Linked DNA regions of Homo sapiens: regions 2, 3 and 4 are each linked to region 1. Evidence: chromatin contacts called from ENCODE Hi-C or POLR2A ChIA-PET data. All regions are on one chromosome and are shown on one strand. Each heading gives the region's core, a stretch centred on a gene start or an enhancer-like site at or near the end of the contact. The rest is flanking DNA. Distances are from core to core; before and after follow the strand shown.

What was found. A loop is a pair of places that touch in the nucleus more often than their neighbours do. ChIA-PET counts read pairs that join two places held with the same protein, here RNA polymerase II (POLR2A). Pooled maps may share reads with other maps.
Region 2: a map of naive thymus-derived CD4-positive, alpha-beta T cell shows a loop between it and region 1 (8-fold over the local background). The contact joins the enhancer-like site here to the promoter of HES1 in region 1. A Hi-C loop is called at or near these places in 1 of 168 maps with a recorded cell type or tissue (naive thymus-derived CD4-positive, alpha-beta T cell), 3 of 37 single-sample maps with no recorded cell type and 9 of 50 pooled maps.
Region 3: a map with no recorded cell type shows a loop between it and region 1 (4-fold over the local background). The contact joins the enhancer-like site here to the promoter of HES1 in region 1. A Hi-C loop is called at or near these places in 8 of 37 single-sample maps with no recorded cell type and 4 of 50 pooled maps.
Region 4: a loop to region 1 is called in a map of naive thymus-derived CD4-positive, alpha-beta T cell, with 5 times the contacts of the local background. The contact joins the promoter of LINC01972 here to the promoter of HES1 in region 1. A Hi-C loop is called at or near these places in 1 of 168 maps with a recorded cell type or tissue (naive thymus-derived CD4-positive, alpha-beta T cell) and 8 of 50 pooled maps. POLR2A ChIA-PET finds 5 or more read pairs at or near these places in 1 of 52 experiments (BJ).

Annotation. Positions count from the first base shown.
Region 1 is chr3:194,131,952-194,138,395 of GRCh38, reverse strand. It overlaps HES1 (hes family bHLH transcription factor 1), which reads right to left and starts at 2,248. Exons shown (of 4, transcript NM_005524.4): 1 at 1,908-2,248; 2 at 1,684-1,779; 3 at 1,348-1,435; 4 at 1-713. The coding sequence starts at 2,015. The coding sequence ends at 163. RefSeq lists enhancers at 135-324, 2,122-2,281, 1,091-2,290 and silencers at 355-554, 3,281-3,820, 3,891-4,170.
Region 2 is chr3:194,689,400-194,695,224 of GRCh38, reverse strand. No RefSeq gene overlaps it. Among named protein-coding and RNA genes, the nearest start is that of FAM43A, 6.4 kb to the right of the region's middle. RefSeq lists an enhancer at 5,526-5,645. Within about 2 kb of position 4,194, at least 8 of the 41 ENCODE cell types and tissues checked have a DNase peak (open chromatin) inside an H3K27ac peak, as active enhancers do.
Region 3 is chr3:195,116,176-195,121,936 of GRCh38, reverse strand. All of the region lies in intron 3 of XXYLT1 (xyloside xylosyltransferase 1), which reads left to right. Among named protein-coding and RNA genes, the nearest start is that of MIR3137, 16 kb to the left of the region's middle. RefSeq lists enhancers at 3,760-3,819, 3,553-4,093, 4,094-4,636. Within about 2 kb of position 2,281, at least 8 of the 41 ENCODE cell types and tissues checked have a DNase peak (open chromatin) inside an H3K27ac peak, as active enhancers do.
Region 4 is chr3:194,766,764-194,772,370 of GRCh38, reverse strand. It overlaps LINC01972 (long intergenic non-protein coding RNA 1972), which reads left to right and starts at 3,662. Exons shown (of 3, transcript NR_146990.1): 1 at 3,662-3,735; 2 at 3,854-3,956. All of the region lies in intron 3 of LINC01968 (long intergenic non-protein coding RNA 1968), which reads right to left. It overlaps LOC105374292 (a long non-coding RNA gene), which reads right to left. Exons shown (of 6, transcript XR_001741084.2): 3 at 100-215. RefSeq lists enhancers at 2,662-2,761, 2,877-3,171 and a silencer at 2,932-3,031.

The DNA.
Region 1 (6,444 bases), core at 999-3,498:
AGCTCTCTCTACAAAAAGTAACTTCTTAGAAATTAAAAAAACACAAAGTAACCACTTAATCAAAAAAGTCCTCTTCTCTCCCAGTATTCAAGTTCCTGTTTAGAGTCCGGAGGGAAGAGAGGTGGGTTGGGGAGTTTAGGAGGAGGGGTGGCCTGAGCCCCCTCAGTTCCGCCACGGCCTCCACATGGAGTCCGCCGTAAGCGAGGGGCCGCTGGAAGGTGACACTGCGTTGGGGCCCACGGAGGTGCCGCTGTTGCTGGTGTAGACGGGGATGACAGGGCCGCTGTGCGCGAAGGCCCCGTTGGGAATGAGGAAAGCAAACTGGCCATCGGGAGCCGGTACCACCTGGAAGCCTCCAAACACCTTAGCCGCCTCTCCAGCCTGGCTGCCCAGCTTGCAGGGGGCGCCGCCGGGAGGGGGCGCCGCGCCCCCGGGGATGGGCACGAGTGGCGGCGGCGGCGCGAACGGCGCGTGCTGGGGGCCGCCGGGTCCCGGTGGGGGCGGTGGCGGCGCCTGCAAGGCGGGGTGCGGCTGCCCGGGGTAGGTCATGGCATTGATCTGGGTCATGCAGTTGGCCAGGTGGCCGAGCAGCCGAGTGCGCACCTCGGTATTAACGCCCTCGCACGTGGACAGGAAGCGGGTCACCTCGTTCATGCACTCGCTGAAGCCGGCTCGGTACTTCCCCAGCACACTTGGGTCTGTGCTCAGCGCAGCTGCGGGCCAGAAAGAGACAGACGGGTCACCGAACGGCCCTGGCCCCGTGGCCACTGCCTCCGCCCTGGGAGGTCCCTGTGGCGCGCCTCCCTGACCATGCGCCCGTGAAACTGCCTCCGGCAGGGAGGGTGAGATGGGTTTAGAAAAAACCAGCCACCTCTCCACACTAGCGTTGCTGCCAAAAGCCGAGCCACTCCTTCCCGATTCCCTGTAGCTGCATTTAAACCTATCTCAGCCCCAGATCTGTCACCCCCACCCCCGCGCGCGATGTGACCTTGGACAATGCCTCCCAATCCATCATCCAAGCCTCATTTCCCCTTCTGCAACGGGAAGGAGTGCTAAACCAGTGACCCCCAGGCTCCACGCAGTTCCAAACCGCCACAGTCCTAAGTCCTTTCGCCCCTACCCGGCGCCCGCCACCCTCGCGGCTGCAACCTCTTTCCCTCCCTTTCCGGAACAGTAACAACTTGGAGTTGTGGCTATAAATAAGCCCCAGACCGTGGGAACGCAAGAGTGAGCCAAGGCAGTAAAATGTAGCTGAATGCCTCTCACAACCACGGGCGGAAGTCTGGAAGAAATCACCGCGAGGCGAGCGGGACGCCCGCACAGGGGGACGCGGCGAGCCGCCCTCACCCGTCATCTGCGCCCGCTGCAGGTTCCGGAGGTGCTTCACTGTCATTTCCAGAATGTCCGCCTTCTCCAGCTTGGAATGCCGCGAGCTCTGCATAGAGTAGGCAAGAAAGGAAAGTGAGCCCCGTGTCAGCTGCTTCAGAGTGCTGGGGGTCCCTCCTCCCGGCCACGGAGCGCAAGCATTATCTCTGGACCCCAGCGAATAAGGCCGGGCCCTCCCGCCTGGGAGAACGCAGTACCAGCGAGTGCCAGACCCCGCAGGGCGGGGGGTTTCACTCTTAGTAGCTGAGAAAGTGTTTGTTTTTTAATTAAAAGAGCGAGCAGCATTTCCCCACTTACATCTTTCTTCAGAGCATCCAAAATCAGTGTTTTCAGCTGGCTCAGACTTTCATTTATTCTTGCTCTTCGTCTTTTCTCCATAATAGGCTTTGATGACTGCAAATAAAAAAAAGAGTTCTGTGTTCCCATGGAATCTGCCATCCCGGGGTTTCAAGACAGAAAGAAGCCCCCCAACCCCTACTTAATTTTGAGGGGCTGCAAAGAGATACAGGTACCGCCCTTACCTTTCTGTGCTCAGATGCTGTCTTTGGTTTATCCGGTGTCGTGTTGACACTGGCTGGGGTAGCAGCCACCGGGGACGAGGAATTTTTCTCCATTATATCAGCTGGCATTTTCCTTTTTTTTTTTTTTTTATCTCTAGAGAATTTTATTTTTGGAGTTCTTCACGAAAAAGAATTTTTTGTTTGTGTCTCTTTTACTTGAGACTTTCACAAAACTACTGAGCAAGTGCTGAGGGTTTATTATATTTTGTGGCTACTTGGTGATCAGTAGCGCTGTTCCAGGACCAAGGAGAGAGGTAGACGGGGGATTCCGCTGTTATCAGCACCAGCTCCGGATCCTGTGTGATCCCTAGGCCCTGGCGGCCTCTATATATATCTGGGACTGCACGCGAACGGCTCGTGTGAAACTTCCCAAACTTTCTTTCCCACAGTAACTTTCAGCCAATGGGAGGAGGAGACACGCGGCACCGCTCGTGGACCGCGCCCCCCCATTGGCCGCCAGGCACAAGGTCTGGCGGCCAATGGCGCGCGCCTGAGCCCAGGGCACCGGAGGCTACAACGTCAATCAAAAGGATTTTAACCCTTTGCTACTCTCCCTCTGGGCTTTGGTTTAGAGATTTTTTTTTTCTTTCCGCTTTGGTCTTGATCTTGTCTATTTCTTTTGGAGCCAGGGTCTTTGCTCTTTATGCCCTCTCTCATATGTAACAGAGCTGCTTTGACTGTAGTAAGTTCATTTGAAACATATTTTTTTTAAAGGTATAAACAATAAAGAAAAAAACAGCAGTGGTTAAAAGGGGGCGGGGGGAGGGGGGGACGGGTGTAAGAATGTGAGTTACCGACACATCTAAAGTTCCCGCTCAGACTTTACATTCAGGAGGGTGAAAGTAGATGGTAAAGGAAAAGGGCCAAAAAAATTTTCCTGTTTCCATGCAGAAAAAGGAAAAATTGCCTTCTACCTCACAAATGCAGGTTTTTCGGAGCAAGGTAGTTCTTGAATCCCACCCCCACCCCGTCTTTCAGAAATTCCTCGTTTGGATTTGGGGCCTTAGACCCCGGGCTTCCCCAGGAAACAATCAGAATAATTTCCAACTGGGTGGAAGGAAACGGTATTTCAAATGAAAAAATGAACAAGGGGGGCTCCGAGGGCAATGACTCAGGGACTCGCGCCCTCCTTCACCACCCTTTCCCTTTTCATCCGTAGGCTTTAGGTTCTGCGGCGCGTTGAGGTGGCGGGCAAGGAAGCAGCCTCTCCCTCCTCGCCCCGCGGGCGGCCTCGGCCCCCGGCGCCCGCGGGCCCTTTAAGAGCTACACCAGCCGAGCTGCAGTTTGACATCAGCCGGCCGGCGTGGGCGCGCCTGGAGCCGGAGCACGTGCCAGGATGTTTTATTGCCGCCGCGGCTGCGGCCGGGCCGGGAGGATGTGTGTGTGCGTGCGTGTGTGAGTGAGTGTGTGTGCGCGCGCCCCGGGGGCAGGGAGGCGGGGGGCGGCGACGGGCGGCGGAGAGCGGGGGCCGGTTCCTGGTCCCCGGGAGAAGCCAAGAAGGTAAATAGCAGCTGCTGTGCTCGAGCCTGGGAAAACCCCGCCCCCTGCGCCTGGCCCGGGCTCATTGGCGCGCGCTGCGTGTGGGGGGTGTGTGTGTGTGTGTGTCCGGGGCCCCCTCCTCCGGCCCCGCCGGGCCAGGAATCCGAGGGGGCGGCGGGCTGGGAGCCGAGCCCCGGCGCTTACCCTCTCTCCCCACCCCCGCCTCCCCAGGCCAAGGTCAGCTCTTCCCGGCGGGGAGCGCACACCCGGGGTGGAGAGTGGGGAATTCTTCCAACCCCCGCCTCCCCACCCTCACTTTCGGGCTTGGGGTTTTCACTCGGCCGAAAGCCGCATTCGCAACAGCCCGGGGGCGAGGTGGGGGCCTCCAAGTTTGCTCCTCGCCCCCGCCCTCTCCCCGCGGGGCCCTGGGCGCCCGCCGCGGTCACGGGATGCCTGACCGCACTTAGGAAGCGGCCGGGTCAGCCTCCTGCCTCCGCTCGGCGACTGCGGTTAAAGCGGCTTCGCGCCGCCCGCCCCTTCCCCGGGTCCCGGGCGGCCGGGCCGCTCCCCCTCACTACGCCCGGGAGGCCGCCGGCGGGCGCCCGGGAGGAGGCGGGCGGCGCGGGCGGCTGCGTGCTGCCTGCTGGCCGGGCCGCGCGCCGGGAGGAGTCGCCGCCGCCGCCGCCGGGTGCCACGTGGCGGGCGCCGGGCCGGGAGCGCCAGGGCTCTGGCGGCGGCCTCCCTGGGGGATTTGCCGAGCCGGGCGGGCGGCGCGCACTGCCTGGGCCGGCCGGCCGCCTCCTCCGCCTCCCTCCCGCCTGCCCGGGTCGCCGGCCCCCGTGCCCCCACCCCCCCTCCGCCCTTCCCGCCGCCTGGGAGCTCGGCTCGCGGCTCCGGGCAGCCCGGGAGCCCAGCGTCTTGTTTGATGTGGCCTCCCGCCCCCTCAGCCCTTCCCGCGTCCCGGAGGCCTGGCGCACGGTTCTCAGACACTTCATTCCTTCCGGCCTCCCAGCTCCCCACTGAGATAACGTTGTCAATGATTTCGCCAGATCTCGTCCCGGATGAGATTCAGTGGTTCCTGACTCTGGGTGACCTTGGGCAAGCCCCCCTCTCTCTTTCATTGTGGAACACACGCGCAGTGTCAGACACTGTGTTAAACCCTGGGATTTCCACGGTGAGAGATACAGTGGCGGCCTGCTAGAAGTTGACAGTAAACTGCGGGGGCAGACAGACGCTGATTTTCTGATTGATGACTGGACATTCCTTTATTTTTCCTTTCTTTTCTGAGTTAGGTGGTGGCTTGAGAGATCAGGAGGACAGAAACAAAATATGAAACCATACTTGTATGGATAACAGTATTGCTGGTCTACCTGGGTTTACAGCAGTGAGTAAGACCGTTATTGCTCTCTGGAAGCTAACAGTCTAGAGATACATATAAACGTGTACAGCTGACATCTACGGATGGCCCAGTAAATTCCTCTGGGAAGTCGTAGGTTCAAGAGAGACGTATGTCTGGATAGAGGTAAAATGCTATGGAGTTTCAGGAGAATTAAGTTACTTTTAAGTTGGGGTACCTTGGAAAACTTCCTGGAGGGATTGGCCTGTGTACCTTGAAAAATAGGTAGGATTGGGGCATTGGGAATGTGCTTAGTCGTGGGCTGGAGAGGATGCAGGTACCCATGGTATTAAAGGCCAAGATCCTGGAACTTGAAGACTTTATTCAGGGAACATGGTCTGGAGCCTAGGGAATGTGAGGGACTGGAAGAGGCAGCTTGAGGCCATGTCACAAGCTCCTTAAACATCTTGCTGAAGGACTTTGGACCTTATCTTTAGACAGTGGAGAGCCATGAAACATTCTTGAGCAAAGAAGAGGCATCAGGGTTTCCCTTTAGAAAGATGGCTCTGGCAAAAGTGGGAGAGTGGATTGCAGGGCTTGGAGGCAGAAAGGGCAGTTAGGCAGTTCAAGCCAGTGAAGAAGGTTCCTAGGAGGCAGGTGCAGACTGACTCCCAGAGGCATCTGTCTACATCCAGCTCCTCTGGACATTGACCGCACGCTCTTGGGAACTGAGTTCAACTCAAACCTGCCTACCCTTTAATGCAGTGTTCCCAACCCCCAACCAGGAACTCAGGAACTCAGATTTAATTCCTGAGTCTAACTAAGGAATCATGGCTCTGACCGTATTAACCTAAGCCTCATTTCCACCTTCCAGGATAGTCCTCCAGTCTGCAACCAAACATTTCCCTCATCGAAGGCTTTGGTTTACTCACTGTTGCCCCTAAGGCTACTCTGAGATTTTTTTTAAAAAATGTTTTCTTACACTGCAGAGTGAGCTGTGCCCTGTCATGTTCTGAAGAAATGATGAACAATGCCTCCTTTGTTGACCTGCAACCTGGGCCAAAGGGGAAGGAATTTTCTTTCTTATTTTAAACAGATGGAAAAGTGGTGATGACAGAAAATTGTCTGTTGCTTTTGGAAAACGTAGGGTTTTCCTGTGTGGTGAAAATCCTCTTGGTGAAAGGTGATGAGCCTATGAAGTTACCCTCCTTTCTGCCATGGCCCCAATAAGCTTTGCAAGCTTCTTAAAATGCTTCTACTGAGCGTCTGACTTTTTAAAAACTTCCCAAATACACTGACCCAGATTCTTCTGAGGAACTAAACCCTTCCCGGGGAAGCATGTTAACCCTTTCCAGGTTCCCCCCAAATCTTTCAGAACCAGTGCCTGCTCTGCTAGGCTCTGCCAGGCTCTGCCATGACATTGACTGCTGTCTGCTGGTCGGCCCTCATTAACTACTGGGTTATGCCACTCCCTGCCCATTCTAAGAGACTTTTTCATCTGATTCTGTTCCCCACTCTTATTTGGTGCCCTGAAGGTGCATGGGGAATGGAATATGGTCAAGTTAGGGTCTCACTGAAGGGGCTAAAGCAGCCTCGTGGGTCAAATAGTTAATCAGCAACTCGTTTATTGCCACTTTGGGAGTGCTTGGACTGGTGGAATGGGCAAGTAACTTTCACACACAC
Region 2 (5,825 bases), core at 2,945-5,444, 550 kb before region 1:
GTGCCAGTTGCCGTTTCAGGACCCACCATGGCCTCTAAGTTTTGAGGTAATGAAAGGGATATCTACTAGCTGGTTCCTGGCTTCGCCAAGGGAATGTCACTTCCAAACCAGACGTTGGTGAAGGTCCAGGAACGTAGGTCCTGAAGACGAGCCCTGTCCTCAGAGCCCGAGATAGTTTCTAGCCCATAGTCAGAGGCTTCTTCTGTTTTGTCCTACTAGGGAAAGGGGGAAGGGAGAAACACTCTTGACCTTAACCTTGGCTTCTTTACGTCACAATAGTGAAAGTCTTGTTATTGTCTAATCAAGGGCACCCACTTTACCTGGGATGATCCTGGGGCTGGAGAGGGGAAGTGACTTGATTGACTCACACACTGAGGAAGTCCAGGGCTCTCCAGGCCTGGACCCGTGTCTCCCTGGCTTTCTGCCACACCATCACATTGTTTGAGTCTTCATTTGGCACAATTTAGGGAGGTTTGGGCAGTTAATTTGGGGCTGGGATGAGCAGGGATAAGACTCCAATTCCGTTCAAAGCCGATTCCAAATAAACCATCCTTCTCCAAACCAGAACCACCCCTCCCTAGAAGGTCAGGGACATTCCAAGGAAATTCTTGGGAATTAAATATACCTCATGGAGAGGTGAGGAATTGAATGATTTCCAATTTTCCCTCCTCACCAAACATATATCCTTGAAACCTTGGTTCCTACTTCTGGACAATGACCTTGAACTTGATTAGACCTGTTCTCTCCTGGAGTGGAATCACTCCTTTACTCCTTCCTTTGCATTTCCTGAGTACCTACTAGGTGCCAGACCCCATGTTAAGTGAGGTAAATCAGAGCTGCCTAAGACATATGCCTGTCCTTGAAGAATTCAGCCAACCAGGAAGGACACAAATGATTCATATCCATGATACAATGGCAAGAGCTTCTCCACCCACAAACTAGATCCACTCTTCTAGGATGGGGTCTCACCACACCAGATACCAAGGGTGGGAGCAAAAGAAGACGAAGTTCCCCTGGGGGCTGCACCCCACCCACCGGCAGCATTCTCCCCAGGAAGACAGACCCCCGGCCTCTTTACCTCCAGCGTCATGCATCTAGTACATATTCATTCACACTTGGTCTGGGGAGTAGGGGGTGGGGGGGGGGTTGCTGAACAATGTCAGAAATAGTTCTCATCAAGCAGCTACCATGTATGAAATGTGGGAGTACAAATAAGGGGGAAAGTAAGGGGAAATCCAAATGCCAGTTTCTGCCATCCCAAAGGGAACAATTTATTTATATGCCAGAAAAACTGGAGGCCTAGGCTGGGTGCAGTGGCTCACGCCTGTAATCCTAGTACTTTAGGAGGCCAAGGCCGGCGGGTCGCTTGGGGTCAGGAGTTCGAGACCAGCCTGGCCAACATAGCGAAACCTCGCCTCTACTAAAAATTTAAAAACATAGCTGGGCGTGGTGGTGTACGCCTCTAATCCCAGCTACTTGGAGGCTGACGCAGGAGAATCACTTGAACCCCAGAGGCAGAGGCTGCAGTGAGTGAAGATCATACCACTGCACTCTAGCCTGGGTGACAGAGAAAGACTCTGTCTCAAAAAAATAAAATAAAATAACTGGAGGCCTATTAAAAGCGCATCAGTCTAGGAGTTTGGACCCGTGGGTCTTGGTCCCTTAGCATGCCCTGGAGTTGCAGGATTGGTGCTGGCTGATGCCTCTGTGCTTGGTTTGCTTTTCCTTTAAAGCCTGGGCTATCTTTTCTTTCAGGCAATATAAGATATCAGCTAGGTTTGTGGAAAGGAGAAATTCAGATGGGGAGCTGTGCCATAGGGGAATGAGGTGTGAACTGGAGAAGGAGGAAGGGGTAGAGATGAAGAGGAGGGGAGAAGAGGAGGCCTTCAGAAATGTCACTCCCCATGGAGGGTTAGAAACAAGGTCCTTTTCTGGTACCACTGAGCAGCTCAAGAAAGAGGAAGGAAGGAGTGCCAAGTTCCAGGGCCATCTTCTCACCATTCAAACCACCAAGACGATGGTTAGTCAAGGCGCTCAAACTGGGTCACAAGAGCTTTAGAGCAAGCAGTGGGGGTTTGGTCTAGGGGACACTGGGCCTACGAACAGGGGTGAGCCAGAAGGAACAGAAACGGCCCCGGCTACTGGTCAAGCCAGATCCAGGTGTGGCCGCTGTAGTTTGGATATTTGTTCCCCCAAATCTCTTCTTGAAATTTGATCCCAGTGTTGGAGGTGGGGCCTAATGGGAGGTATTTGGGTCATGGAGGTGGATCCCTTATGAATAGGTTAATGCTCTCCCTGTGGGGAGACGGAGGCAATGAGTGATTTCTCTCTCACTCGAGAGCAGGTTGTCCAAAAGAGCCTGGCACTGCCCTTCTCCCTATCTCTTGCTTCCTTCCTCTTGCCATTTGATTCCTGCTCCAGTTCACCTCCCGCCATGAGTGCAAGCAGCCTGAGGCCTCACCAGAGCAGAAGCTGGCACCACACTTCTTGTACAGCCTGCAGAACCTTGAGCCAAATAAACCTCTTTCCTTTATAAATTACCCAGCCTTGCCAGGCATGGTGGCTCATGCCTGTAATCCCAGCACTTCGGGAGGCCAAGGCGGGTGGATCACTTGAGGTCAGGAGCTCAAGACCAGCCTGACCAACATGGTGAAACCCTGTTTCTACTAAAAAAAAAAAAAAGCACAAAATTAGCCGGGTGAGGTGGAGGGCACCTATATTCCCAGCTACTCGGGAGGCTGAGGCAGGAGAATCGCTTGAACCCGGGAGATGGAGGTTGTGGTGAGCCAAGGTCATGCTATTGCACTCTAGCCTGGGCAACAAGAGTGAAACTCTGTCTCAAAATAAATAAATCAATAAATATAAATAAATTACCCAGCCTCAGGTATTCTTTATAGCAACACGAAACGGACTAAGACAGTGGACATGTGCAACAAGCCTGGAGCAGAGAGTGCAGAGCGCCCTGGGCCTAGCACCCTCCTGGCTGCCTGGAGCCCTGAGTAGTTCCCCATGTGTCAGTCATGGCTCCTACCCCAGCAGTCCGTGCACATTTCTAGCTCTGTCATGCATCACTTAGCAGCAGATGCTGGGACTACTGATGCATACCACACAGAGGAAAGAGTTCTGCTTATTAAATTACTAAATCCTGTTTAAAAAGACGGCAACTTGCTCCTAATAGAATTTCTATGTTTCTCGTGATCCTTGGCAACTACAATGAGATTTTTAAATCTCCAGTATGGTGCCAGGGGTAGATTCTTCCAACCAGTTCTCTCTCTACTCACAAGCAGAACCCTCAAAAACAGCTCTGTCCCCTGGGAGGGAATTGTGCTTTCTTAGTATAACAGAGCCTTTCTAATTTGGTTAAAATCTGTTCTGCTGACTGTGGGGCAGTGAGAGGTGTTTCTTTAGGGAAACCATGTGTGTCCACACACGTGTGTGTGGAGGGGGTTCTCTGAAGCTGTCATAGTTGGGAGGGTATGAAATACTATTGTTTATTTTATGCCATTTTATTCCTCCCACCTTCCTGCTTACATATGCGACAAATGGTAGAAGTGAACATGGGATGTTTGTGCTGTGAGGAGTCGATGAATGCCTCCTCCCAGACTCACGCTGCCACCCCTGGAGGACCGCGTGCCGCCGGGAGTCACCCTGTTTTTCATGCAGTCGATGCTGCATTGTTGAACACGGAGGATTACCTAGGCTGGGAAAGAACGTGGAAAGTGTCTCAGTGCATTTAAAGTACCATCAGGTTAAGTCATGGAGAAACATGAGCCTCACTTTGCAGGAAAGAAAAGCTAAATTTGATGAGTAAACCAGACTTCAGGTGTTTTCTGGAAGGTGTATTTTATCTAATGACTTAGCTTTGCTTTTGTCGCTCCATTCTTTTCCCTCTGAGCTCCAGGAGCAAAGTAGTTTTAGGGTCTTTCTTTTATTTTCATTCAAAACATCTCTTCTTACTCTAGTGATATCATCCCTGGAAGACTGAGAAGTCAGAAGAGGTGAATCACGTGTCACCTTCACATCTCTTCTAGAATTACATCAGTCAGAGCTCTGAGGTGCAGTGGGGATCGATGCCAAAAAGCAGAGGGGAGGAAGGAGAGATGGGGAGGGCACAGACGGAGGAGGAAGGGAGCTGGCTCTTTCCAGCCTGCTTATTTTCTTCTTCCTCCTCCTCAACCTTCAAGCCCCCCTTCCTATTTATAAATCACATGAGAGGAAATATCAGACTTTAAAGAGATGGCTGCTTTATATTTATTGATGGTGTTGGTTTCAACACTATTTGCCTGAACTTTTGGACCAACCACCACATGCCTGTCAGTCACAGATGAAAGCCAACATTGGCATTCTCACAGGACACTTAAACTAGATAAGAATGAAGACACACAGACCCTGCCCTGTCTCCCAAGTATTAGCCATATTATCTTCACTCTGTCTCATCTCTTCATCAGTTTCAAACAGCAGAGGAACTTGGCTATGCATGGGAATAATTTCAAATGTGAAATCTAGTCACGCAGGCTAGTGATGGCCCACACAGCCGTCTGCTTATCAGGTGAGCACACTGGTGTGGAAGGGCTGGGATGGGTGGCTGGGCTGAGACTGGACTTTCCTGACCTCTCTCTAGCTGGGGTTTTTAATGTCATTCAATGATGTGTATCTGAGGTATTCAGGGAGAGGGATCGGGACGCACAACCAAGCCAAAATATAATAGATTCAAAGGCCTGGACGTCCTAAGGCCCTTAAGACTGAATTTTTTTTAAATGTTTTCCACTCAGCTGGGTACAGTGGCTCACGCCTGTAATGCCAGCACTTTGGTAGGCTAAGGTGGGCAGATCACCTGAGGTCGGGAGTTTGAAACCAGCCTGACCAACATGGAGAAACCCCATCTCTACTAAAAATACAAAATTAGCCCGGCGTGGTGGCGCATGCCTGTAATCCCAGCTACTTGGGAGGCTGAGGCAGGAGAATCGCTTGAACCCGGGAGGTGGAGGTTGCGGTGAGCTGAGATTGCACCATTGCACTCCAGCCTGGGTGACAAGAGTGAAACTCCGTCTCAAAAAAAAAAAAAAAATATATATATATATACACACACACACACACACACACACACACACACATATTTTCCACTCGCCCCCTTTGCTTTTCTTTTTTAAAGATAGTTCTATGCCTGAACCATTCCTGTTAATTAGGAAGAAAATCTTTCACCCCTCTTTCCTCTATGGTTCCAGTGAATTCCAGACTCCTTAGGATTTCTGGGTCTAGCTGCTCAGAACATATTTATGATGAAAACAAAGCAAAGTGGCCTCAGGACACCAGGGAAGGCCAGGAGTGAGATCCATTTCTGCAACACAGGAAGAGAGGCCTCAAGGGGCAAAAGGAAAATATAATTTGCAGAAGGCACAGTTTTGGCAGCATCTTATTACAACTTCCAGCTGATCGGGTGTAGCCAAACTAGAGACATCTGTTTGGAGTTTACAACAGAAACAAACACACAGAAAGCATGAAAGCGCTGAAACATGCACACCCATACCGCGCTCTAACAGCTCCTCTCCCCCTCGACCTTCGCGCCATCCCCCAACTGGGTCACACTGGGTTGTAGAAGGGAAGGAAATGGGCTCTGCAGCCTGCCCAGCCACCCACCCACCTGCACCGTGACTCACTCACACCAGGATCGGAACTTGTCAACTTTTCTCTCCTTGGTTTTCCTCCCAGGAAAAACAGAGATGGCCCCACTCCTCAGAGAACTCCTCTTTGGGTTTCTAGTTCATCTTTAAAGCTCCCTGAGCTGTTTGTAAAGGAAAAGATAAGGTAGTCTCCTTACGCTTGAT
Region 3 (5,761 bases), core at 1,032-3,531, 980 kb before region 1:
ACAATGTAGGGTCCAGGCTGGGCTTTCTCTTGGAGGCCCAGTGCTAGACGATGCCTTTAGAGATGACTTGGTCAGCACCCAGTATTATAGATGGGGATCCTGAGGCCTAGAGAGGGGTAGCCACTTGCCCAGGTCACAGGGCCAGTTGATGGTAGGGCTAGAATGCTGGAATAAAGCTGCCTGAGTCCCCGACCTGGCGAGTGTTCTCCTGTAGAGTCTCAGCACGAGGCCCTCAGCCTTTCTTGTTTTGGGTGCCATTCTCCAGAATAGGACCAGCATGTCTGCTAGCTCCAAACCCAAGTGGTTAGAAAGCACAGAGGAGGTTTGGGGATGAGGGAATGCTCAGTGTGACTGAGGAAGGTTTTAGAGTGGGGCGTAGGGGCAGAAAAGATGAGAACGTCATTTGGGGCTAGGCAGCAAAGAGGAGCCTTCAGAGGCTCTGAATTCAGCAGGGGAGCAAAATATCTAGAGGAACCCTGTCTTGGGAGGTCATCCTGGAGGGTATGAAGGCCAAAAGGAGTTAAAGGAGCAGAGATGCGGGTGGTGGGCGTCAGTCTCCATCCATCCTGCGTGCACCAACCCAAGGCTTTCTGTACAAGAGGGAACCCCGTCTCTCATCACCATCTTGTCCTTTGAATCACACGCTGGGGCAGGCCTTGGCTGAATTTCTACCTGGAAGGCCTCGGTAGGTGTAGCCTGAGTAGAGGGCAGATCACATCCTCGGGTGAAAAGATAGACCTCTCAATGGCTGGGCGGCCAAGGCCTTCCTGCAGCTCAGGGAGGCTTTGGTAGATGCAGCATTTCCAAGGGCATGGCCGGTGTGCTGTGGTTCCCGGGTGTTTGGGCCCTGGGAGCATGGGGGTGCTCACGGAGGAGGCAGCAGCAGGCTAGGTGTGGCCCACAGGCCACCCAGCTATATAATCTTAGCTCCAACACACGTCACACACCCTCACACTCTCCTGCCTGTGAGCCCCAGGGAGGTAGGGGAACACCACGAGCCTGATTTGCAGGTGAGGGTTTGGGGGAGTAAGCCCTAGGAACCCTGACTGTCTGGGAACAGGGCGGGGGCTGGCCTGACATGCAGGAGCTGTGCCAGCCAGGCCGCACACCCTCTCCGTGCTCTTCCAGCTTCTCAGGTGCCGTGAGCTTGCCTTGTCTTCCCCTCCGGGACCCCGCAGAGTCGGTGCTCAGTGACGGAGCCACGGAGAAGGGAAATCCTGACTCTGAATCCTGAATGAAATGGGTTTCACTCTCAGAGTTACTAAGCACTTTTCATGGAGCCATCCGAGGAGAACACTGCAGGGATAATAGCAATGCTAACGATAGTCATGGGAATACAGGGGTGTTTCTGTTGCTACAGCTGAACAGGAATAATAATGTTAGTTAATGTTATTGGGGTGCACCCTGTGCCAGGCACTGTGCTCAATGCTTGCTTTATATGGAGTGTCACTGAATCCTCACGGCAATGCTGTAAGGTCAATATGAATATTACTCCCATTTTCCAGATGAGAAAACTGAGGCACAGATGGTTTACACATGGTTCAAGGCCAGCCTCAGAGCCAGGATGTGGTGGAGCCAGGATTCCATGCCCAGCCTGAAGCTCTTTACCAGGCTTTCCTTCTCTGTGGCCATGGGGGCTGGGGCGGGGGGGGCATCTGAGCAGCAGAGGGCAGTGGTGGGGTTGGGAGGGGCACCCCCAGGAGGATGGGGCAGCTACTGTGTCAGAGTGGGTGGGGGTGAGGCCTTTGCTGGACGCCCAGGCTCTGCCCTCCTTTGAGTAGATCATCTTGTCCGTGGAACCTGGATAGAGGCCTTAGGCTGAAGACAGAGGAGAAATCTAAGCTTTTTGTTTTCAGAGAGAAAAGAGACAGCATGTGAGTTTTGAGTGGAATCTGATCCTAGAGACAGGCAGCCGGTACCCCAGTCACGAGCAGGAATCCTGCGGGCCCAGTGGGAACTTCCCATCCCAAGGGAATGCAGGGACAGGCTGCTCCCCCCGCCCCGCCCAGCCCCTGACCTCCCCCTGCCTTCCCTGCTTCAGCCACAAACCCCTTGACCTTGTTGTTTCAACTGCAGAACAGGCTCCCCAGCTATTGTTCTTGGAGATGATTCTGTGATCTTAGGACCTTTGAGAAAAGAACAAACAGCTAGGAAAACACAGGGTGGTTAAAAGATGTTTGTGATGTTTGTGCCGTATGGAACAAAAGAGGCATTCGGGAGACTCAGCATTGTTCTGCGGAGTGAGGACGAAACAGCCCTCGGAGGCCTCCTCTCATCTGGGGGCATCCAGCTCATTGTCGTGGAATGTAGCTCCAGCCATCGCTTCATTGTCAGGCCATATACTCTGTGCGGGGCCCGGGCTAGGAGTGTGTTTACACTTGATTCACTTGGAATCCTCTCCTGGTTTCTGATCCATTCTTTCTGTCTTCTTGTTGGGAAAAGTGGCTCATGTTATCACCCAGTCACTCATTTCATAGCAGCTACCCAGGTCCCTTACTGGATACCCTTCATCGCCTGTCCTCAGCAGGACCAATAAAGTCATATTTATACAGCAATCTAAGGTCACATAGTCATTTTATGTGATTTCCCTTATTGGATTTTTATATCAGCTTCACTATATATGTTATTTCCTTTTTTTTTTTTTTTTTTGTTTGAGATGGAGTCTCGCTGTGTCTCCCAGGCTGGAGTGCAATGGCGCAATCTCGGCTCACTGCAACCTCCACCTCCCAGGTTCAAGTGATTCTCCTGCCCTAGCCTCCCGAGTAGCTGGGATTACAGGCGCGTGCCACCACACCCAGCTAATTTTTTTTTTTTTGTATTTTTAGTAGAGACAGGGTTTCACCATGCTGGCCAGGCTGGTCTTAAACTCCTGACCTCGTGATCCACCCGCCCTGGCTTCCCAGAGTGCCGGGATTACAGGCATGAGCCACCGCGCCTGGGCTTATTTCCATTTTTTCAAAGACAAAACTGAGGCTCAAAGCAGAGAGGTGACCTGCCTGCTGATGTACAGCTAATGACAGAGCCCCAGAGGAACGCAGTGCTCTTAGAACCCCACTGAAGATTCCTCCTTCAGGGAACTACGTTTCGAAAGTTTACTACGTCACCTCCTTCGGGAATTCTGAAACATTGTGTACTCGTATCTTTACCCGTGAAAGCTGTTTCTGGGATTGGCGCTGTCAACTCCAGGCCCAGGTCTCTCTAATTCTGGGTTGGTAGGTTTTGCATTAATGAGATTTAACTCACCATGGTTCATTTCTCCCTTTGCAGTCCCTTGTGTATGCCCCTGGGGCATAGGTGCCTGTGGCAAGTCTGTGAAGGCTGCATTCTCCCCCAGCTTGGAATGCCCAGTGCCCCTGCTGCAGCCCACAGCCCTTCAGAAGGTGATTGCAAGGAAGCCAAGCCTAACCTCATCTTCCGTTCCTTCTGCCATGTCCACACCTGGCGTCACCTGTGCAGCCTTTCCTGCATGAGTCATGGCCAGGCAAGCTCGGTGACATGCACTGGGAGCCCGGTGTGGAAGCTGGGAGGCAGTCATTGTGTAGTCACGCTAGTGGTGGCCACGGGCCATGGGGCTCCTAAGGAAATTAGAAGGACCTTTGGAACTGCCTTCCTCCCCACCCTGCTCTGTATCTCCTTCAGAGTTTTTCTGATAGGGGTAGTGCTGACTTGTTCCTTGGGAAGGCTTGGAGATTTGGGGTCTTCGCCTGCATCTTATCAAAATCCCTGTGTCTCACTGGAGGAGTAAGAACCTGACCTGCCATCAGGAAATGCCTTAGATGAGTGCTCAGCACCGGTGGCAGGACTGGGGATGTTTAGTTAAGATAAGAGAAAGCCCAGGGGGGCATTATCTCTGTCTTCATATGGGACAGGAAATGTACTTGTTCCTTGTGGCTCTAGGGGGCAGGACGTGGAGCAGAGAGCAGAAGCGTTAAGGGGTGAAATTCAGCATCATGTGAGAAAGAACTCACTAAAAAGTCATTTTCAAAAAGTAGAACATGCTGCCCTGAGCAGAGTGAATTTCTTCTTCCTGGAAATTTCCAAGTGTTATTCCGACGGGGAGGCTGTGGCCCAGGGGCCCAGGAATGGGAACTCCAGTGCTGAGTGGCACTGAGATGGCCACTGACCTTTACACTTATTGGCATGTAATTAGTCCCCTCCACAGTGTCCTGTAGTGACAGCTACCCACAAGAGCTGAGCTCCGGGCAGGCACCACAGAGGGAAAGAGGGCCAGGGACCCCTCATTCTTATTGTTTCCCTGGATGTGTGCATGCATGTGTGCGTGAGAGAGGGGGGTGCATGGAGTTTTTCCCTTTGTTTCCACGCTACCCCGACCCCTACTCCACACCAAATAACTCATTTAATAACTTGGAATCCTCCCATATGTTTATCTGTGCTTATAAAAGTCATAGACACTTATGACACACATCAACACATAGATACATGTACAAGTTTTTAAAAATTGTTTTATAAAAATGAGATCATATGAATCAAATTTACTGCATGTTGCTTTTCTTGCTCATCAGTACTTCATAGAAAAATCCCTCAAGTTCACTGGTATGCCTCTCTTATTTCATTCTGCTAATGTAGTCCATAGGATGGATGGCCCACATCTGATTCAACATTCTTACTTTGATGGCATTCATTTTATCTCTAGTTTTTTCACTTATAAATAATGCTTCCACAAACATTCTCATTTGTACATATGGACGCGTGTGTGTATGTGTCCTTCCGAGCTAGTGCTTTTATTTCCCAGGCATAGATTCCCAAGAGTAGGAGTGCTGAGCTGAAGGGGATGTGTGTGTGTGTGTGTGTGTGTGTGTGTATACACTATATATATATAGGATGTTTCCAGATTGTTTTCCCAATAAACTACAGCAATTCTCACTTCCATTAATAGTACATGAAGGCACCTGTTTCCACATCCCCGTAGCATCAGTTGTGATTTCCTTGTTTGTGCTGGCTGGGCTGATGGGTGGGCAGTAACACTTCATTGTTACTTTGTTTCATTTCTCTGACCCCTGGTGTGCCTGAGCATTATTGTATAGGATTATCTGCCATCTGGATTGCTCTTCCCCCAATCACCTGTGGGACCTTTGCCTGTTTTGCTCCCGAGGTTCCAGAAAGGAGAACAAGGCTTTCTGGGTCAGGCAGGCAAGCAAGTGTGTTTCCGTCTCAGCCTTTACCTGGTCCTGGAGATGGTCAGCCCTCAATGACTTACCTTCCCTTTCCCTTCTGCACAGTTTTTAGAGTCCCCAGAAATGGGAAATTAAATCTTATTCTCCCAAGCGTCCCAGGGTAAGGGTGAGGGAGAGAGCAGGAAATAGAGTTGCAAGCCGGTGAGAGCTGATAAGTTGTCCTGTGGATTGGTTCTACTGTCTCTCTCTTGTGTTTCCTGGGCCAAGTTCCCTCCCTTCTTGCTGATGTGCACTTGGCAGTGCACCTGTAAATAGTTTGGATCTTGACTGATGTTTCTGAAGCTTCAAGTCTCACTACTCAAAGTGTAGTTCATGGACCAGAAACAGAATCTCAGACCCCACCCCAGACCTACTGACTCAGAATCTACATTTTAACGAGATCCCCAGATAATTCACAGAAACATTAAAATTGGAGAAGCATTGGCTTAAAGCATTCTGGTTAGAATTTGTGAGGGGAAACAGACACGCTTAGAACTTACTTGCCCAGAAATGTTGCTGCAGTTGAGAATGTTTTAGATGTGTCAGTAGATCCAGCATGGTGCAGATTCCACCGCTCGTGGTGGCAT
Region 4 (5,607 bases), core at 2,413-4,912, 630 kb before region 1:
TTCTTCAGTCCCTCCCAATAATGTCCCTGGGAATAAAACTCCCCATCTCCCGACGCCCTTCTCCATATATCCAAACCCTGCACATCCCACAAGGCTCACCTCAGATGCCAGCTCCTCCTTTCATCTTCCCATCAAACACCCCGACTCTAACCAGACGTGAGCTCTCTGGCCTCTTGGGGACTCTGCACTTCTTCATGGCTCAGGTCAGACTGCATCTGGAATTACAGTTAGATGTGCGTATACCTTCTTGATGACCCCTGACCATGAATTCCTTGGGCTTATCTTGCTCCTTCTCCTGACTCCCTCGCTCAATGCCCAGCCTAGGACCTGACTCAAATGCATTCAACAAACACAGGCTGGATTGCTGACATCCCTTTGCTTTTTGCCCACTAGCATTACAAGACCACATTGCTTACTGTTAGCCAGCACCAGGGCCTTCCCCACAAAGCAGACATACTTCCCTGTCTCCTTTCCACTTCTTTTGGATGAACAAGAACAGCCTCTTGCGCCTCCTTATTGCAAACTTCCTGGACACCCCCCACTGTCTCAGATAATCACCAGGGCTGAGGGGCATTCTCCAAAGCCCAGGAGGCCCTCAGTAGATAGGGTGTTGTTTGATGGACAGCTTTCCCTCCTGCGAAGCCCTGGTGAACAGCTCTAATGTCACCAGCAACTGCCATCTGACTCCCTAACACTGGCTGGAAGTCTTTTCCTATTTGCCCCCAGGAATGCCAAACTCAGTGAGCTGAGCTCTTCTTACAGCTGTCTGACTCCTTTGCATCAAACATTCCTCCTGAGATTGTAAGAACTAGAATGACTAGTTCCAGCCACTCACCTTCTTCTGCCTATGAGGAAGAATCCAATTAATGCCAAAATAGCCTATACTGTTCCAAAAGTCTGGCCTTTTCCAAAAACCCTAGCTCTTTCCACAAAGAAGCTCAAGAAGCTCCAGAAGAAATTCAGTGTTCTCCTCAAAAGCAGACACCAACTTGGTGGACCATAGGTGCATCCTGCAGAATCCCTAACAAGTAAGTGATTCAGAATGGAGGGGCTGAAAGAGAAGCAAATAGCCCCATGAGCCTGAGCCAGAGAAGCGGATGCTTGCAGACCTTGGAGAAAGTTTTCACCACCCTCATCAGCCCCATGGTTTCCCATTGTCTACAAAAAAGTTAGATTATTTTGTTCAGGATTCAGATACTTCACATCATGACTCCTATCATTCTAGTCTCATCTCCTTCTAAACTTCCAAGCCACTAGCCCCCTTGGAGCATTCATGCCTTTCAAATACACCCAACCCATTCCATTTACATGTTTTGTTCCAGCTACTGAAACATCTTTTATCTTAGGTTGGATTCTCAGACCCTTAGACAAGGATTCAAGTGCAAGTATATTTGGGACAGAAAAAACCAGCAGGATAGTGGGGAACAAAAAGAAGTCAATAAAGGGTACTTTTTTCAGCAGGTTCCCATTGTAGCAACTAACAGTTGATCCTACCTGGGAGACAGTGTAGGGCTCACTTCAGAATTGTCCTCAGCCAAGAGTAGAGAGAGGAAGTTGTGGGTATTTGTCCACCACTCCCATCAGTCACAGGTGTGGGTTTCTGCTGGGCGGGAGGGACATGGACTCTTCGGCATGCAAGTTCAGCTTGCACCAGTGAAAAGCCAAGGGGACACGGGCAGTGGGCCAAGGGGTCTGCTCCCCCTTTACGTCCCTCCTCCTTTCCCCACCACCACTTTTTAGTTTACCCAAATGACCCACTCATCAGGGTTCAATGCCATCTCCTCCCAAAAGCTTTTCTAACCTTTCATCAGAACCAATGACTCTTTCCTTTGGTTTCCACAAACAATCAGAGTACAACTGTGAGAAAAATCCTTTAGGTTTTACCCTTCACTCTGCTTAAGAGTGAAAGTCTTAATTGACAACTGGGCAGAATGGTGTTGGCGCGGCCAGGCGCGGTGGCTCATGCCTGTAATCCCAGCACTTTGGGAGGCCGAGGCAGGCAGATCACGAGGTCAGGAGGTCACAAGGTCAGGAGATCGAGACCATCCTGGCCAACATGATGAAACCCTGTCTCTACTAATAATACAAAAAATTAGCTGGGCATGGTAGCACGCGCCTGTAGTCCCAGCTACTCGGGAGGCTGAGGCAGGAGAATGGTGTGAACCCGGGAGGCAGAGGTTGCAGTGAGCCAAGATTGCACCACTTCACTCCAGCCTGGGCAACAGAGTAAGACTCTGTCTCAAAAAAAAAAAAAAAGAAAGAAAGAATGGTGTTGGCTCTCGTTCTCATTCCTTGATTTATTTCCTTTCTGCTTTGCATGAGGTGGTGTCTGTGACCCATGTACTCATAGCAAGTCTTTGAACCCATCAACATTAGAAATTAGAAAATACCTCTCAAAAAGCAGCATTGATTCTGTTGCCTAAATATATTCTTATTGCAAAAATAAAAATGTAAATGATGTCATTTGAAGCAGTGCATGGTTATTGCTCTTATAATACAATAGTAAGTCTTATTTGCATAAAGAGATATCTACAGTCCTATAAAAGTAAGAATGAATACCTAAATCCAAACTGCTCCTTCAAGTTACCTGGAACTGTGATATTTGCATACACCGAACCATCTACTCTTGTTCTGAAGAGGAGAGAATGAAAACTAAAGGAAACAAAGAATCAAAGAAGCCTTGAACCCACGGTGAGTGGAACCCTGAAGTGATCGGAGGACAGACTGGCATGTGGCAACCTTATTCTGTTCCTTCAAAGCAGCTACTGAATGTTGCGGTGAGCCCGGGAAGAGGACTGTCCTGCCTGCAGTCCTACAGAGGGAAGAGCTGTGCTTAATAAGTTAAAAAGCTGGGGCTTCTACCAAGCCACAGAAGAAGCCGGAGACAGTGTGTGCACATCTGCAAGCAAACAGACGCGTGTCTAACCCGGGGCGGCCGCGCTTCCCCTGCTTAGAAATCCATCATCTACAAGGGGTGGGGCCTGAGGAGCGCAACTCTCACTTGTTACTTTAGAAATCAATCATCTACAAGGGGTGGGGCCTGAGGAGAGCGGGCTTCCCCTGCTTAGAAATCAATCATCCAGAAGGGGTGGGGCCTGAGGAGCTTGGCTCTCACTTGTTACTTTAGAAATCAATCATCTACAAGGGGTGGGACCTGAGGAGGGCGGGCTTCCCCTACTTAGAAATCAATCACCCACAGGGGGTGGGGCCTGAGGAGCGCGGCTCTCACATGTTACTTGAGTTTTACCCAGCAGGTGGGAAGTCCAGAAGGCTGACTCGGTCTCTAAAATGCAGCAGAACCTGTGGCGACCACAGCCACCCAACAGCAAAAGAGGCAGCAGAGGCTGGGTGAGCACAGGACTGAGAATTCATGGAGAAAGTTCTTGAATTTAAGGGAGAGGTGAGACCATTTAATTGGCCAAAAAGGCCCAACTCTAAGAGCCGACCTGCAAGAAGCCAGCCCGGCAGCTTCTCCCATCACCACTCCCAGCTGCAGGTGGGCTGCCTGCTGTCCTTACCTCCCAGACAAGGGGGATCATGTCCTCCTTGGGGTCACCGTGGACCAGTGCGCACTTCTGTGGCCTGTTTTGCTCGCTGCACTTACCTACTGTGACACCACTGTTGCCGACACAGCCACCTCCGTGCGGGGGGTCCCTGGGGCAGACGCCCTGCTATCCTCATCTTAGGATACCCAGTTCCCAACACAGTGCCTGCTGCAAATTATCAGTAATAACAGTAAGTCTTTGTCACGTAATGAGTTACCTTTCAGTCTCTCTGCAGTCTCTTTCCTCCCAATGCCCCTTGGCTGCTCCCGAAGCCCTGACTCCTGACCTCCTGCCCCTTCTGTCTCCAGGGCCATTAACTCCCCTGCTGGTCCCTATCCATGGAGCCCATTGACAGATGAGTTTGATTCTGGACCTAAGAAGGACAGTTAACAGACACAGATATCTTTTAAGGTGAGGAGTGGGTATCGGATACCTGAAAGAGAAAAAGCCTACCAAAACCAACCTTATCTTCCTACCAATCTACCCACTAAGAGAGAGAAACCAGAATATTTTTGCCGGAGAATTATAATAGAGACTCACATCTACCCTCCTTCCTTCACTCAAAAGCCCTGCCCATCCCTCAGCACACATCTCAAAGAGGAACTGCCCCATGAAGCATTCCTGATCCCCAGCCAGGTGTGATGGTCTGTCCTGCGAGCCCCCCACAAGGTACCTTTTCTATGGCACTCACAATTTACTGCCTTCTACTGGATTATCAGTGACCAGACTACAGGTCCTGGTGGGCAGGGGCTGGGTCTGATTCACTGTGGTCCCACCTCACCCCAGCTCTACTCCCACCCCAGGCCCTGCCCAAGACGGGAGGTAAGCTGACTACATTGGTTTGAATAGGGTAAAAGGAAGGACAGCCAAGAGCATAATGCGGCTCAGATGAATTTCAGTTTAACTTTCCCAGAAGTTAAACTTCCCACTCATCAAGGTTCAATGCCTTCTCCTCCCAAAAGCTTTTCTAACCTTTCGTCAGAACCCATGACTCTTTCCTTTGGTTTCCGCAATCAGAGTACAACTGTTGGAAAAATCCTTTAGGTTTTGCCCTTCACCCTCTTAAGAGTGAAAGTCTTCATTGACAACTGGGCAGAATGGTGTTGGCTCTGAGCCAGCCTCTGAGTTCTGAGGCTGAGGGAGGTGCTATCCACCTGGCCCAGGACCTCCCGTCCTGGGCTCTTGGCAAGGCAGCTGACTCTCCCTGTCCTCTCCTAGCCCTACCACAACATTCCTGGGCATATCATCCCACTCACAAGGAGGATTCTTCTAGTGTTTATGAAGGCAGGGTTGGGCAAGACCCGAGAAGTGAGGAGCTAACAGACGGCTCTCCCCCAAGGCTGGTGTCCCCTCCTGCAGCATGGCTGCCAACTAGCCCCCCAGCCTCGGCTGCAACAACCCCACCCATGGGGAGCTAACAGCACTGCTCTTAGACAGCGGCGTCCGTGGGGCACTTTGCTTAGACCCACATCCTCCCTCCCAGCCCAGTTCCACCTCTTTGGGCTGCACAGAATGAATCTGCTTCCTTCCCCAGGTAGCCCCCTTCGGATATCTGGGACAGCTCTCGTGTCCTGTTGTGTCTTTCTCCAGTGTACACATTCTAGGCTCTCACAGTGTTTTTCACTTTGTCCCAGCAAGGCTATTGTTTTTAAGTGCTCTTGAAAGAACCTTCTCTGCAAGGTCAAATAGAAATGAGTAGTCAAGTTAGCACTGACCCGACCCCTCGTTGCATCTCAGCAAGAGCAAATACTTTCACATCTCTCCAGTGGTGCAAAACTAACTGGCAAGAGTCACATTCACACACACACTTGCTCAAATTATGCCAATAAAAGGAAGTTGCGAAAGTGTGAAGACAGCGTAAGGTTTCTGGTTTCGTAGAAAAACAGAGGGGTTAGCCCCCAATTCAAATTTTTTTTCTTTGATCTATGTTTAAAGAAAGCCCTGAGAGGACGGAGAGAGGTTGATTAACCGGTCAAATATACAATTAGATCGAAGAAATAAGACCTAGTGTTGGATAGATCAGCAGGATGACTATAGTTTACAATAATCTATTGTACATTCC